Linked DNA regions of Homo sapiens: all the other regions are linked to region 3. Evidence: read pairs that join two places in POLR2A ChIA-PET (ENCODE). Cell type or tissue: GM12878. All regions are shown on one strand. Each heading gives the region's core, and the rest is flanking DNA. Links, peaks and the distances in the headings are about the cores only.

The links. ChIA-PET counts read pairs that join two places held together with the same protein. Peaks named below come from ENCODE experiments on the same cell type or tissue, not always from the same donor. Only the 100,000 strongest peaks of a DNase experiment are listed, where the experiment ranks them.
Region 1: POLR2A ChIA-PET joins it to region 3 with 7 read pairs; 8 of 35 experiments call an interaction of 5 or more read pairs at or near these places.
Region 2: POLR2A ChIA-PET joins it to region 3 with 5 read pairs; 10 of 35 experiments call an interaction of 5 or more read pairs at or near these places.

The regions. Positions count from the first base shown.
Region 1 is chr18:63,204,737-63,210,090 of GRCh38, forward strand. All of the region lies in intron 2 of BCL2 (BCL2 apoptosis regulator), which reads right to left. Among named protein-coding and RNA genes, the nearest start is that of BCL2, 110 kb to the right of the region's middle. In GM12878, for the core only: no CTCF peak of the experiment used is centred there; no DNase peak of the experiment used is centred there; H3K4me3 peaks cover 2,394 bases; H3K27ac peaks cover 3,863 bases.
Region 2 is chr18:63,184,584-63,189,937 of GRCh38, forward strand. All of the region lies in intron 2 of BCL2 (BCL2 apoptosis regulator), which reads right to left. Among named protein-coding and RNA genes, the nearest start is that of BCL2, 130 kb to the right of the region's middle. In GM12878, for the core only: no CTCF peak of the experiment used is centred there; no DNase peak of the experiment used is centred there; H3K27ac peaks cover 2,169 bases.
Region 3 is chr18:63,309,089-63,314,442 of GRCh38, forward strand. The region is part of intron 2 of BCL2 (BCL2 apoptosis regulator); the gene reads right to left. Among named protein-coding and RNA genes, the nearest start is that of BCL2, 8.0 kb to the right of the region's middle. RefSeq lists an enhancer at 2,490-2,699. In GM12878, for the core only: no CTCF peak of the experiment used is centred there; a DNase peak (open chromatin) is centred at 2,643; H3K4me3 peaks cover 3,398 bases; H3K27ac peaks cover 4,000 bases.

The DNA of each region.
Region 1 (5,354 bases), core at 753-4,752, 100 kb before region 3:
ATTATACTACCTAGGAAGAAAGGAAAAGCATGCATTCTATGTACTGACATGGTACATCTCAAGATGTACCATGATAAGATCTTACATGGTAAAATCTCAAGATATACTGTTAAATTAACAGGGCAAACAGTAAGCTGCCTTTTGTGTAAGAAAGGGAAAATTTTAAAATGTGTATATGTTATTTTGCATGGATGGGCGCTGGATATATACTCAAGAAATTAATAGACAATGGTTCCTTATTCTGATGGAAGAGCGAGTAGTGAATTGGGTGGATGGGGACGGAGGTGCTAGCGAGACTTTCCAATAAACACCTTTCTAAACTGTTCCAGTATAGGAACCATGTGACTAATACCTATGCAAATAAGTATTTTGAAAAAGGGAAAAATAAGGCTAATACAAGATAGAAATGACAAAGCTTGAAAAAGTTGAATTTCAAACTGACGATTATAATTCTGCTATGCAACCATCCTTCATCAACAACAGCCTTCCTTTGAACCGGAATAATCGTTTCTTTGTAACACATATGATTATTTGTACACCTGGCTGTCTTCCCTGCTAGATTGTAAGTGCTTTAAAAGCAGGGACCATATCTCATGCATCTTTGTCTCTTCAGCAAGTGGCAAGCATCTTGCCGGGCACAGAAGAAAGCCTTGCTCAATAACTGTTTGTTGAGTCAAAAAAATAAACAAAAACATTCGGACCTCACTAACAGTGTCTGTTGTTAATGCTGATGAGTTCAATAAAATCTTCAACAGCCTAGCTTCTATCTGTACACATCCTCCACACACCATCTTTCAGGAAAATGGTGAGCATTCCTCATGATCTGGGCTCATGAATGTACTCTGAACTACTGGGGAGAGTATATACAAAAGCTAAATTCGAACACTACGAAAAGAAAAATGCAAAACAACCTCCTCTATTTAAAAAAACAACAACATTTGACTAGAGGGGGTCTAGAAAAAGAAAAGAAGAAGGATCTTTTATTATTTCTCATAAGTAACACATTTGACTACTGTGGTTGGAATAAGCAGCCCCGCTCCCACCCCCTGCTTGCAAAGCAAACTAAGCCACCCGAATAAGTGGACCATGGGGATATAGAGGCAGAAAACTCCCGGCCCCATCCCCAGGCCTCCAGAGAATTTGACACTCAAGCCACGGTGGAGAGGTTTTCTGTTATGAGTTTAGCATTTCTAAGAAAGAGGAGACCACAGGCTTTCCCTGTAGTCCATTTCAAGAGTCTGATAGCTCTCACTGGAAATCTTCACTTCCTTTGAACTTGTACCTTCCTGCTGTGCCTCAGGCCTCTCCCTCTTCTGAGAGTTCTTGTCTCCATGTCTGATCCCTGTGAAAGTGCAGGCATTTAAGGAGGAGGTCTGGGCCCCCTTCACGGTGGTGTCCACACCTCTCCCAGGGGGATGTGCTCGGTAAGTGTGCATGCAGCACCATCTCAGCCCTGTGCATCCTGGACCGCACCAACAAACAGCACCACACAGCTTGGGGACCATGTCCAGATTCACACGCAGACGATAAGCACCGTGGCCAATACCCAAGCGTTAGATAATTAAAGGTCCCTCCAAGGATAAACACAAGTAAGAGTGGAAGCAAAGGAAGTGCACACGCTTGTCTCAAGAAAGACAGGGCATGTAGCCTTTTCCCTAGGATCTCTCATCATCTTCGCTTCTCTTTCTCACATCAAATGATGCCAATTCTTTAACTTTCCTAGGTTCCATTTCCCAATGCTTTCATCAGTTTCACTGTCTTCTGCGAGGCTGAATTTCCCTAATTAAGGGCAGTGGGAGACGCTCCACATTTGGAGTCCCTGTGAGGCAGCAAAGATGGAGAGCTGAGACTGACCATCCAGAATCCAGGTGTGCCTTCGCCACACAGAACAACAAGCATCGTTGATGCCTCTAGTAAGTGCCAGGTGTTGGGTTAGATGCTGTTGGAGATATAAAAGGTGGAGACATCATCTCTGTCACTTAATGAGAGTGACACTGATCGGACAGGATTTAAAGAAGGGGACTCTGGTGTGGGTGGGAAGAGCACAGTGGGAGGGTTGGGGCAGGGGCACGGCCTTGGGACTAGAGTAGGTGGAGGCAGTGGGGCGGGGAGGAGGAAAAGAAGGAAGGAAGAGGCCGGTCAGAGGAAGCCCAAAAGTGGATTCCTGGACACACAGTAAAAAGGGGAGGACGACTTAAAGACGGTTTCCAGATGTGGGGGTCTGGGGAGAAGGGAAGCTTTTACAGCTGCTGACAGAGGCTGACAGATGCAGAGAGGGCTCGTGGTGAGCTGGCTGAATTCGGGGTAAACAAGAGGAGATTTCATGCTTCACCTCAGATGAGGAAATAGGACTAGGAATACAGTTTTATGATTGAAGCCGTGACAGAAAAGCCTTTCCAAAGGAGCACAGTGGAGGAGAGAACTGGAGAAGAGGCACGGAGACCGCCAAGCGTTCCAGGTGCAGGCGGCAGGAGGGAGCCCAGGATGCCGGCAGAGCGAGCCTTGGTCTGTGAACCCCAGGGCCGATGGGCACCGGCTCATCTAATTCATTTGTGTACAGATCCACAAAACTGCACCTGGCTGTGGCCGTCAGTAAGTGCTATATAAATGCTTCATAAGTGTTTGTTGAAGGAAGTTGAAATGTAGTCGTCAGAAGAGTGAGAGGGAAACCAGCGACAGAGCCTTGTAAGTCTAAGAAAAAGAATTCAAAGATGGTCAAGAGCTAACATTGCACAGGGAATTACAGTATTTCCGGAAGACCAAGGGCAACTCTGATTGTTCCAGACTGCCTGGGAGCACCAGAGTCTGATTGTTCCAGACTGCCTGGGAGCACCAGAGTCTGATTGTTCCAGACTGCCTGGGAGCACCAGAGGTCTGGGTGGGGGCAGGAGTCAGTCCACCTGGAACTTCTGCCTCCAGTGCACTGAGTCTGCACGGACCACCAGGGCTGACACTGCCTTACTTAATATGGGGGTGGGGGAAGTCCCTGCGATATATAATGGTCTCAATTTAAATTCTGTGCTGTTTTTATTTTAGCTGTGTAATTTGGAAACTTCAAATAAAAAGCCTGAAAGGAAAGTTGGACTATTTAAGCTTACACAGACTCTATTAATGCTATATGGTTATTCTACCCCTGACTTTGGAAGAAGGAGAAACTGGCATGGGAATACACTTTTCTAAAAAAAATACTATTTAAAAATATGAAAGTTTATTTAACATCTAAGGAAAGGTACTTAATTAGAGGGACACTCAACAAGAAGAATTGAGGATCTAAGTAAATAGTCCCCATCTGCTCCTGGTCCTACCACCTGGCGATTACTTCCTCTTCTTCTCTGATAGATTTTAGCCAACCAATTTTGTTTTATTTGTGCAAGTTGAGAGGCCACCTGTTATGGAATATACTTCCACATTAAACAAAGTGAACATTTCCTATTTCTGTGCTTCCCATATGATTTTTAAAACACAAAGCACTCACTTTCACCTTAAACAGATTTAAGAAATGCTGACTCTGATGAACAGGTATAAACAAGGCAATCTTTTGTTTATGAAAATTGTTAACGACCTACCCACAGAAAGACATGCCCTGCGCCACACTGTACCCCCCACCCCCGCCCACCCGGCTCCCCGATGCTGGTGAATTAATCTATCCACACGTTTTTGCTCATTTCCCTGGCTGTTACCAGCTGAAGTGAAGAAAAGACATTTTACAAGGGGACATGGTATATTTGTGCTAAAACAGGCACCACACAAATCCAGAGAAAGGAGCCAAAAGGAAATACCAGGCAGAGGGAACAGCGTGGATAAAGGCAAAGCTGAGAAGAGGGTAAGTGTTTCGTGTTGGGGGATGGTGTATCTGGGGGCTGGGGGGAGTGGGGTACAGTGTATTGGGTTGAGGATTTATAGCCAGGAAAACTGGAAATAAAGGGGAAGGAGACTTTGTGAAGGGTTTTAACTATCGGGCTAAGGAAAGCTGCATTGTTCCTAACAACTGGGCACCAGTGGAAGTTTAGAGCCAGGAATATAATTGTCACAGAGGTGCTTTGGACTGAATAATACTGTGGCTGTAGGCAGCTCTGGGTTGGGGGTTGGGAGGTACAAGCCTCCAGGAATCCACTGCAGCAGTGTGGGCCCTGCCACGTTGTCCTGAACAAAGTGCTATGGGGATGGACACAAACATGAAGTGAAAACTCCAGAGATCACCTGACCTCCACGTGCCACTGCTCTGACTGCTGGACCACAGTGATGTTTGGGGTCTCCTGGAATTAGTGTCAGCTCAGAGCCAGTCACCAGTAGTCCCCAAAAGGTCTGATTAATTCCTTTTCCCCAGTGCACAGTCACCCTGGCAAAAGGCTATAGGTCCCTTTGGGGAAGGCTGGGAGAAAAAGCAACAGTATTAATTCTTGACAGTGTGGTAGGGTCCTTCGTCAAGGAGACCCGGCCTCCTCTTCATTCAAGGGCTTCTGGGTCGGTAAATTGGTGCAAGTGTGTGAATTGATCGAGGGGCCGTGACTCTCTGTTTTCAGGGTGCAAGTTGGGCTTTTGTTCCCTTCACCTAGAACTCCTCCACTTATACAGACCAAGTAAGGGTTTAGTAGATGTCCGCCTATGTCATTTCTAGGAACGCCATGAGGACAGGGTTGGAAGTGGGGGAAATGAAGTGTTAGTCTGTGTACGGATACAAAGAAAGTGAGATGATGGAACTGAAGATGACTAAGATGTGGGGAGCCAGGACTAGTGGTTCCCATTGGCAGGTGGTCTCCTAACTGGCAATGCTAGGGAGAAGTGTATAAATCCTCAACCCAATACACTGTACCCAATACACTGTTAGTGGCGGAGGGAGAGGCAGAGCTTGGTTTGAAATGGTGGGGGATTCTCCAAGGTGGCATGGACATACAGGATGGAAATGGGAGACGTGTCAGGCCTGGAGATATGGGTTTTGGAACAACCTGCATTAAAATTGGAAGGATTAGAGAGAGTAGGTGAGATCTCCGAGACAGAGGAAACAGAGCGAGGAAGCTAAGACCTAGGCTGGGGCAAATGTCTGAATTTACCTGAGTGGGGGAAGACAGAGAAGCTGGCATGTTGGACAGAGATGACTGGTCACCAAGACAGAAGGAAGAATCAGGCCGTTTAACAGGATCAAGAGGGTCTAGTGTTTAAAGAGAGATCTTTCCAACTGCTACAGGAAAGTAAAATGTTATGGCTCCAGACACCTGCTGAAATTGGTGCATGATCCCCTCAAAGACAGTGTTTCCTTAAAAACCTGGGAAAAGAAGAGCCCCTGGTGTGGTGGAGGGTGGCAGTAGGGACAGTTGGGAGTGAAGCTGTGCAGTCAGGAAGAAACCATCCAGCTT
Region 2 (5,354 bases), core at 753-4,752, 120 kb before region 3:
TGGGGCATTTGCCTGAAGATAAGTGCAACTCATTGCAAAAGGATTCCTGCTGTAATACAGACTGTAGCCCATCAGGGGAGAGTAGGATGGAAGCAGAGGCTTCCTGAAATATTTGAAGGCTTCTGTAAACTGTTGAAGCCCCCCGACCATGATGAATTCAGCAAGTAATGCCATCCTTGAAGGCGCCTTGAGGGCCATACTCTTAGTCTTCCCCTGATGACATCCGAGTAAGTTGTTGAAAGTCTTTCTTGGCCACTTCTTGAATTTCTACCCTTCTTCTTGAATGTAGACTGTAGACTCAGAAACGACCCTGAGTTTTCCAGGGTCTGGATGTCTGAATGTGATCAATGTGGCCCCAGAAGCAGTGGGCATCTTGGTTCCACTCCTTAGCGACACTGCCAACTTCACAGCTGATAATCACTCCTGACCTGCTAAATCCTCTGGTCCTGTCCAATTCTGATCCAATCAGACTGAAAGCCAGGCAAGAAAGGCTAACCAGAGGGAGTTATGAGAGATGCTTGCTCTCACAGAACACAGGCTTTGGTTGGGAAGACATAACATATACATGAAATGGTCAAACATATTCAGTGTCACAAATGAAAATACAGCCCACACTGATCAAGAAGTGAGTAGGCCAGAATTGGGTGGCATTAATCTTAAAAGGATTTCTGAAGGAAGTATTTCTATGGAAAAGCAGTGTCGTGATAAAAGGACAGGTCTTCAGGTCAATTCTTTGGGTTCTAACGTCTGACTATTTGTGATTTCACAAAGTATGGTCAAGGCTAGGTGAGTGGGGTAGGAACAAAGTGCTTGACATACAGAGATGCTAAAAAAAGTGTCCTTACAAATATCCCTGCAAGGGAAAGGATGAGAAGAGACAAGAAGAAGAAAATCTGAAGTGTTTCCTTCAGGGCTAGCTGCTTTCCATATGGTATCTCATTTGATTCTCACAGTCACACTGTAAGATGTTTATTATCCTTTGCATCTTACAAAGAAGAAACCAAAGGTCAAGGTTAAGTAACCTATCTAAAGTCATTCTGCTGATCTGTGGCAGAGTCTAGGTAGTAACCCTCACTCTGTGTCAGGCATTATTCTAAATGTTTTATTTGTATTAATTATTTCGGCTTCACAACCCTATGAGGTAGGTACTATCCTTAACCCCACTTACTAAGGAGGAAACTGAGGCACAGAGAGGTTAAGTAACTTGCCCAAAGTCAACACAGCTAGTAAGTAACAGAGCCAGGACTTGAACCCAGGCAATCTGGGTCCTGAGTTTGGAATGCTAACCACTTTACTATCTTTTTCCATTACATATGCCATACTGCCTCTCTTTGAAGAATATTTATGAACAGACAAAACTGTCAAAACAGCTTGGAGCTTTAGGATGAATATTTTAAATATTATAAATCCCTCACTCGTAGGGGAGTGGTTGTTTGATATGGTTTCTGCTGATCACTCAGTAATCTATCCAAGACAGTGATGTGCACAGACTATTTTGGTTTCAGTTAATATATAGCACCATATAAACATTGACTCAACTGGAGAGCCTGAACAATAAATTATCACTAGCTCAAGTGCTAAAATAGCACTTGCTTTTCTCTGTGCCTGAGCATGCTATCTATTTATACTTTGCTTACTTCTGTGGAGTTCAAACTGCTTTATGCACATTTCATCATTGCTGTACTTACATGGATTTATTGTCTTTATTATACACATGTGACTAATGTACCACACAACGCTTAATATTTACTACAGGAATCTCAGTTTTCAACTAGCTTTTTAATCTATGGGTATTACTGACTGCCTTTAATTTATAATTAGTGGAAGTCTGCTAACAATAAAAACCATAGCATTTTACTGTTTATCTTTTAGCTCAATTCATTTTGTACATGATATGACCATTCTTGTTCTTGAGTATGAACCATATATTATTTTCTGGCCTTTCTTTACAATTCCACTTATGGCTGACCTTGAACCAGAATAGGTCTGTGATTTTACTTTCCAAAGTCCAATACATGTATTTTTCTTTTGTTCATGTTGATATCTGCATTGGCACACGTGAATTTCCAAATTTGGTCTTCACCTTTTCAGTTTTCATAGGCAAAAAATAAATTTGGATGATGCAATAGTCAGTAAAGAACTCCAAACAAAGGTTTTCTTGACTAGCTGGAGGATATATGGAAATCCCTAACTGTGGTGTATATAAACTGTAAACCCAAGTTTATACATTGTCAGGAGTTAATAGAACTTAAGATTTAGTAGCATTCTTTAGTACTAGATTCATAAAGAGAAATGAAGAAAGAATTGTCATTTGATGTTTTTGTCCTGACAAATAAAAATAGCCAACTGCTTAGCCCACAGCTGGGGCATTCTGTTTTCTTTTGTCTTCTTTTCATGTGAATATCCATCTTCATTATTGAAAACAGAAACTCCAACCTTAAGCATTTCCCTGTTTTTGCAAAAAGGATATTATATCAACAGTCCCTTTTAAGAACAGGAAGTTATCGTTTCATTCTACACAAGTCCCTACAGTTTTCATCTTGCCCTGGTGTGTCATCTGTCAGTGTGACTTTAGGAAGGTGAGACAGGTATGGCCAGATATGAGAGATTTTTAAAAGTCACAGTGTCAACAATGGTGTTATAAGGGGAGTGTTTAGTAACAGAGCCATTTATTTTAGGAATGTTTTTGTACCCTGGTAATCCTGATATGATAAGGCTTTAACAAGGTCAACTAAGTAACCTGTAGTCAATATCCTCATTCAAGAGAGGTCAGATGCTTGGGGACTCACAGCTGTACAGATGTACTGTGTGCCCTTTTATCTCTCCCTTATGCACATGCCGTTCTCTCTACCTAGATAAGTGGGCACCTCTACCTCTATGATTTCTCTTTCAGGACTCCGTGTAGTTATCATTTCCTCTAAAAAGCCTTTCCTAAAACCAAGTTGGATGTCTGTTTTGTGGGCACAGCCCCCTACACCCACCCCACTTATCCTAATGGGTTGAAAATACCAGGAAAAACTTCAGATAAAGACCATGCCCCAGTAAATAGCTGAATAAAGAACAGGTGAAGGGTGTCAGAAAAGCAAGAAATGGAGACAGAGGCTTGGAATGGTCTTCCTAGTATTGTTGTTGTTACCTCTACATGGCCACCCTGGGGGTACACGTGGAGCTGTGGAAATCTCTAAAATCAAAACCAGGCCAGGCTTAGAATTAGTTCGACTAATACAGATTACGTTACTTGAATGTTTTCAAATGCAGATTTTGCTTTTTTATTTTTCTTTGCTCTTTATCTCATTAAAATAAACAGTGGTATGGCATTCCCATTTGAACCAGGTCCAGCTCTGAAAGCTGGAGCAGTCTTCAGATGGCATGCTCCATTTGGCCCCTGCTCATAGGGCTGGCGTTCAGACCATGGAAATATCAGCAGAATCGAATGCACTTGGGCAGTTTCCATAAACTTTGTAAGTATACGATCAAAGTTAAGACAAATGGGAAACACAGAATAATTAATAACAATGGTGAGTGGAAAATGCTAGCAAGCCATAACAATCCAAAGCATGTTTTCTATCTCTTTTTAAGCAGCTATCTGTCTTACCCACAAAGACACTGCCTGAAAAATGAATTCACCAGCTCTATATCTGAGGCAGAATGACATATGGAAATAGTACAGTCTTTGGCGTTAGACCTGAGTTTCAGTGCTAGCTCTGAAACTTACTTGCTGGCTGCATGGCTTTAGCAAGTTCCTTAAGATGGCAGGGCCTCTGCTTCCTCATCAACTTTTACAATTTTGGAGGTTTAGAGAAAATATAAGTACAAGTGTTTAGCACATCATAGGGGTTCAATAAGGGATGACTAGTGCCATCATCATTATCTTCAACACTACTGAAGAAACAGTAAAATAATCAGTTTGGAAATTATGAATGACCCTAAACTGAATTGGAGTTTAATTATATAGGTGATAGAAATAAAGATTGGAATAAGCAAATTAGAACATAAACTGGAAAATATTTAACAAATGTAAGAAAGCAAACTTTTGAATAATTTAATTATACTCATTTTACCATAATACTATGTATACATCAACAAATCTTAATTTGTATTAATTTGTAATAATATTAATTTCAATTTATAATACTCATAATCCTTAAATTATATATTAGCTGAACAGTATATTATATATCCTTCCAGAAAATGCTATGAATATACATGCATTTGTATATGTATCTAATTTTTTTCTCATCAATAAAATAATATTATCCATACAGACTTCCACTTTTTCCCTCTACAATAAATCTCAGACATTTTAAAATGTGAGTTCATATGTATCCATCACCTTTCTTAATAGCAGCATTTTATTTCATATCAGTTTACCAATTTAGCCAGTACCCTACACAGACATTTCTTTTTTTCCCCAAGTTTTTTTTTTTTTTTTGCTGCAAAATTAAAATACATAATGCTGTAATAGACATCCTTACACATAGGTAGAAAAAACTTGTAGAAGTGAAATTACCAAGACAAAGGCTATGTAAACTTAGCATTTTCAAAATTAAGGTCAAAGCGCTCTCCAAAAACTTTACAAGAATTTACCCTCCCATTAACAGCATATAAAAAAAAAAAAAAAAGAAAAAGAAAAACAACCTAGGCTTTTTTACACTTGCTTCTCCCAACTCTCTCTGTCTAGGCTTGTCCCAGGGCAGAAGGTACAATCCAGTCATACTAATAACTGATTTAAAGGGTCACCATTCAGCATTTAGCCATAATTCATGATAGTTCCTTGTAGTTATCTTCTGTTGTTGCTTAGTCTGAAACCATAAACAACGCTGGAGGTCAAAAAGTTCCTGCTTGTCCTAGGTTAGGTATATCAAGTTCCTCTAGTTGAAGGTCCCTTAACTATGTAGGAAGAGCTCCCCCACCCCTAAAAGAAAAAAGCAAAAGTAAACCAAACCAATCACAGATAAACTGAGTCAAGTCATCTTGTATGTACTGAATGTTTTTCTGCGTTAGGCTCAGCACTAGGGGGCTTTTCATACATTATCTATTTTAGGTTCTACGTATTTTTGAGGAAGCCCCCCAGATTGCCGAATTATACCTGGGAAAACGAGAACTGGTGTCCCACCCCCCACCCACCGCATCCAATGAAGTGCTGCTTTCAATCAGCAAAAACAGGCCATCCCACTATCAGCCAGAAATCCCTATTAACAGCCGTTTCTGAGATAACTGATGTTCTCCGTGTGACTCTGAGGCTTGGTGAGATATTTAAGTGTCTTTTAAGTCATTAGAAGAGATAAATATGTGTTCAGTATAGTTGTGGTGTCAAGTATATTTTGTTGTATTTGAATTCTATAAAAATCTGT
Region 3 (5,354 bases), core at 1,079-5,078:
CCAAGCTTTGAACAGCAAAGCTGCAGGTTAACCACCTTAACCCAATCCATGCAAGTCTACAGATTACCTTTGGGAAAAGGTGGGGTGCAAACAACAGTCGCAAACTAAGACAGCATCAGCAGTAGCATTTAGGACCACTTAGGGCAATGAAAGAAGGCAAAAGAGAAACCTACATGATTCGAGGGGAAAGACATATTATGGTTCAACCTCAATTTTTCTCTTGAGATCCAGATCCTTATGTCTAAGGCTTACTGGGCATTTCCACTTGGATATCCTACTGGAATGTCCAAAATGAAATTCATCACATGTACGCCACAAAGCAGTAACTGTTGTTATCTTTCCTTTCCCTCTGGAAGACAGTATCATTTTTTGAGGCAGCCAGGATGGCACTTGAGTCCTGATTCTTTCCCTCCCTCATTCCTCACATTCGACCTGCTGTCAGTCCTTTGATTCTACACGTGCAGTGTGCCCACATCTGTCCTGTCCTTTCTGTTCCAGGTGCTTCAGACCTCATACCTGGTCTCCCCCGTCCAGGCTCAGTCACTGTCAATCTTCCTCCCACGCACACATCCTGCCTTGTCTGAGAACCTTTGCAACATCCTTTCAACATCCCTGGTACAGTTAAACGCAGCCATCCTTCAGTAACCTCAGGGGATTGGCTCTAGGAACCCCCAGTGGATACCAAAATCTGAAGATGCTCAAGTCCCTGATATTAAATGAGTAGTACTTGCATATGCACATCCTCCTATATACTTTATTTTATTTATTTGTTTGTTTATTTATTTATTTTTTGAGACAGAGTCTCGCTCTGTCCCCTAGGCTGGAGTGCAGTGACACGATCTCGGCTCACTGCAACCTCCGCCTCCTGGGTTCAAGCAATTCTCCTGCCTCAGCCTCCCGAGTAGCTGGGATTACAGGCGCCCACCACCACACCTGGCTAATTTTTCTATTTTTAGTAGAGAAAGGGTTTCACCATGTTGGCCAGGCTGGACTTGAACTCCTGACTTCAAGTGATCCACCCACCTTGAGCTCCCACAGTGCTGGGATTACAGGCCTAAGCCACTGTGCCTGCCCTACCCCATATATTTTTGATCCAAAGTTGGTTGAATCCATGGATGTGGAACCCAAAGATAGGGAGGGCTGTCTATACAAGTTTCACAACTTAGTATGCAGTGGTAAGTTCTCAAAACTATGGATTTATCTCAGGAGAGTTCTCCATGCCCCAGTCAAATCAGACTCTCCACAATTCCCCAAACACACCTCCCGCATTCATGCCTGCTTTGACGCCTCCAGTTTCCACTACCTGAAAGACCCTCTCCCCGTATCGCCTGCCTGTTCTCTAAAACTTGTCTCAACATTATCTCCGGCATGAAACTCTTCAGATACCACTGTAGCTGGGTTGGGCCTCTCTGTCTACTACACATTGTCCAGGATTACAGTGATTTGTATCCTTGTCTTGGTCTCCTACTGATTGGTAAGTTCCTTGAAGGCAAAAGTTATCTTAGACATTTTTTCGCTTAACTAAAACACCTAGCATAGAGCTTTGCATGGTGTAGGGCCTCAATAAATGTTTTTTTCAATGAAACAAGTTAGTGTGCATGTTTTCCTAAATAACCAGATTCTAAAACCCCTCTCCATGACCATCACTACCCCGGTTCCTGGGAACCCAGGGTTAAGTTTTGTGGACAATTGCTCATTTCCCTCAATTAGGACTTCTTCAAATCATTTTCTTCTTATACTATCACTTTAATGTTTAGTAAGTGGCTTTGTCTCCCTGTTCTTATAATTTTGTTATAAAATACCTCAAAACCTCTCTGTGTGTCTTCAGTGTGTGTGTTTTTAAAGATGCTGGCAGGAATCCATAAAGGATATGGCTAGGAGATAGCCCTGAAATTTTACATCCAGAAATGCCAATGCTGCCATCCTTTATGGACTCGCTTTTTTTTTTTCAAGAAGATAAATCAATATTTAAAGCTGATGATATAATTTGTACTTAATTTTATTCCTATTTTAATTGTAAATCAGATATCAATATATCTGAGATATAGCATTGAACTAAGAAGACTAAGTTTATGTGTCTCATGTTCTTTTAGAAAATTCTAATGCAGCTGAGAGGAATATTTGGCTGCAATTCAATTTCAGAGTTAATATAGAGATATAGCATTCATCATGTTGTAAAGCAGAAAAAATATCATCCTGGTTATCTGCTAAGGAGAGCTGGAAAAAGTCAAGAAGAGACAGCCTGCAACACTGATCCTTTGTTTGGTGCTTCAAGTATTAAAATTGGTAAACTCACCATACTCTGTTGCAGCTTAACTGTCTTTTCGACAGTTAAAAATAAGGAAATATGGTAACTGGATCTGTCACAAGAAAAGATGTATTGGTCTCAATGGAGAAAACCTCCCCTGAAAAATTAAAGCTTCACTTGACACAGTGGGTTCTCGGGTTGTTTTTGGGAGACATGATAATGAGCAGAGTGGAGTCAGTCATCAGTTTCTGACTCATTACATGGAAGCCCCAGAGAGCTGATTATTAACTAAAAATGGAATACGCTTCTATCCCTGAAGTTGTGAAGGCAAAACAAGAAGCAGAATGGAAACACAAATTTCCCCATTGACGCATGTGGCCCAAACGCGATGCTCAAGGGCAGGTGTCTTCCACAGTTAACCTGCTCATGGAATGTGGTTGATCGCCCCAGAAAATCACCCAAGTCACTCTCAGTATATTGCTACAAATGGCCATACCAGTATGTCAGGGAGATTCCCTTTCTCACATGTTTAAAAGGGCGTTTGGGGAAGTAGTCCTTACCCTAAGCTATTTTAGTTTAGTTAGTCAAACATTTATTGAAGTCTCAGGTATAACCCCACTATAATCTTGCACTAGAGGAATCAAAGTAAGTACAAATTTTGCCAGCAGATACTATCTTTTCTCTGCACAGGTTAAAGTTTATAATCACTAGAGGAAAAGGATAGTGTCTGGTCACAGAATTTTGACCTGCCCAGCTGCCTGCAGCAAGTTTGGGGTGAGGGTTATCCTCTCACTTTGATTAGACTCCCCACTTCTGCTCCCTTTTGCTAGTATCTAAGCGCATTACGGTTTTCTTCAGGTAAATCCTACCCATCACTAATTGGAAGTTAACAAGGAGCTACACCTGAGAGGTCCCTCACCGGTGGAATGATAAGGCAGGTAGGGGATGGTCACAGGGGTGGTGGCACCTATGAGAAAGTCCCATGGCTTGGAAGAGAGAGGAATAATCATTCAATCCTTATTCACACTGAAGGACAGATGGGTGTATCTTTTGTCTGGCAAATGGAGGGCAGAGAAATAGTGCTATAGCATATACAGAATTGGGCATATATAAGAACAACAAGTGACAATCTATAAAAATATGTTTTTAAGTGAAAACAGCTTTGTTGGCATTTTGAAAGTTTTACAGTCTCCATTTAAACGAACAGACCACAAGCCCAAAAAAGTCCGAAGGCAAATGCCAGTGTTACAATGGACTGTGAATTTCTGTAACTAGCATCGTAGAAGTGTCTTGATAAATAGAACAGTAATATAACCTCAAACCAAAACAAAACAGAAGCTTTTTTTTCCCCTGCTCAAAGGAAGAGCCCCCGCTCTGGTTCAAAACCTACTTGTATTTTTTGGCATACAAGAGTTATTTAAGAAAGATAGTTCTTCAAATTACCCTGTTCCAGTCAGTCTAATCGGAGCCTTGATTGTCTTTTACTTAAAAAGAATTAATGAAATGCTTTAGAAATTGTAGACTGGTGTTTATTAAGTCTTCTTAGTATGCATAAATAGTGCTTAGTGGGTTAATATTTAACAAGGGAACTCCCCCTGCCTTTCAGTTCTCTTAAGCATATGTCTACGTTACACAGTATTTTTTAAAGTATCTACATTTTGGCCCTGTTTAAATTAGGCCTAATGCACACATGAACAGCCATATGGTCAGAAATAACGTTCTTAGACCAAGGCTGAAGTACATGCAAAATAACTTATAGTTATTTGCTTTTTTCCTCTAAGTCTCTGAGTCTAGGATCATGCTTATCAGGCTGTATGATAACTACGAGTTTATTAAGATGCCTGCAACACTAGCCTGTGAGTTTATCCAGGGCAGAAGCAAAGCTCTCCTTGCCGTGCCTCCAACCTAACCCAAGGCAGGACTCATGTAAGACTGGCAATCACATCTGTGGAATAACTGTCAGTCCTTGGATGATTTTCATCATTAATCCTGCTTAGACATCAAACATTAAGGTTGATTAAGCCAAACCAAGAGGGATGAAAGAGAAAATTCACAGTGGAGTAAATTCACTGAGTGGTCTCCTACATGTGGTTGACAGAAAGGATGACCAGATTGACAAGTTACTGTTATACCTGAATAAGGTGATATTAGATTACCTTAAAAAGGTTGAACAGAACCTTTGAATCTCAAATACAATATATCTCTGGGGGAAAAAGAAAACGTTCTACTTGTACACTACAAAGACAGTGTTGTTTTCTAGCACAAATGCACTTCTGCTGAGATACTGCTTTGCTAAACTACTGCTAAGACACAATGAGTGACCTTAGAAAAGGGTGCGGAGGTATGTTGGGTGGGAAGAACCACTGTTAACATGCAGCACCCACACACTCGCTCATGAGTGGGCGTATCATCCCTCCAAATAGCGCAATAGGACTGGGAACAGAGATAAGAAAAAACAACAAGAATTTTGCTTGCCTTTTTTTTATTTTTAATTTATGGCTTTCTGTTACCTGGTATGCTGTGTGGCCTGATGACATTTAAGTAATCTGAAATGTACCAGTTCAATCAAAGATTGCTAAAAAGGGCAATCCATTCTTATTAGAAAGTACAGCTGAAAGTAACAGAATGCGCAAAAGAAAGCCATGTTTTCAATGGACGTTAAATAGCAACAAAACAGAAAAGAGAATTCAGTTAACTATAAAATTTTATGAATGTCCAGAAACAATCACACCACAGCACATGACTGAAAACTCTATGAGAAATAGTGTGTTTTTCTCTACTACATAAATTATTGAAAGGGGTCATGTGATTCTTGTAGGCAGAAAGATGCACTTTCCCAAGGAAAGTTCATCATGAAATATATTATTTAAGACTAGATCATCTTCAAGCTATTTTTAATCCTATCGTCTTGCTGCCAAAATTGGCCATAAGCAGCCAATCCTCAGACACTAGAAAAATGATGCTCTTTCATGTAATTTGTACACTGGCATGAGAATGGTATTGCTTTCCAGTTAATCAAATGTTTTGCTGGATGTGGACTGCCTTGAGAAAGGAAAAACTGCTTGCTGACTAATGAAAAGGCAGCTGAACTCTACCGGGTGTGGAG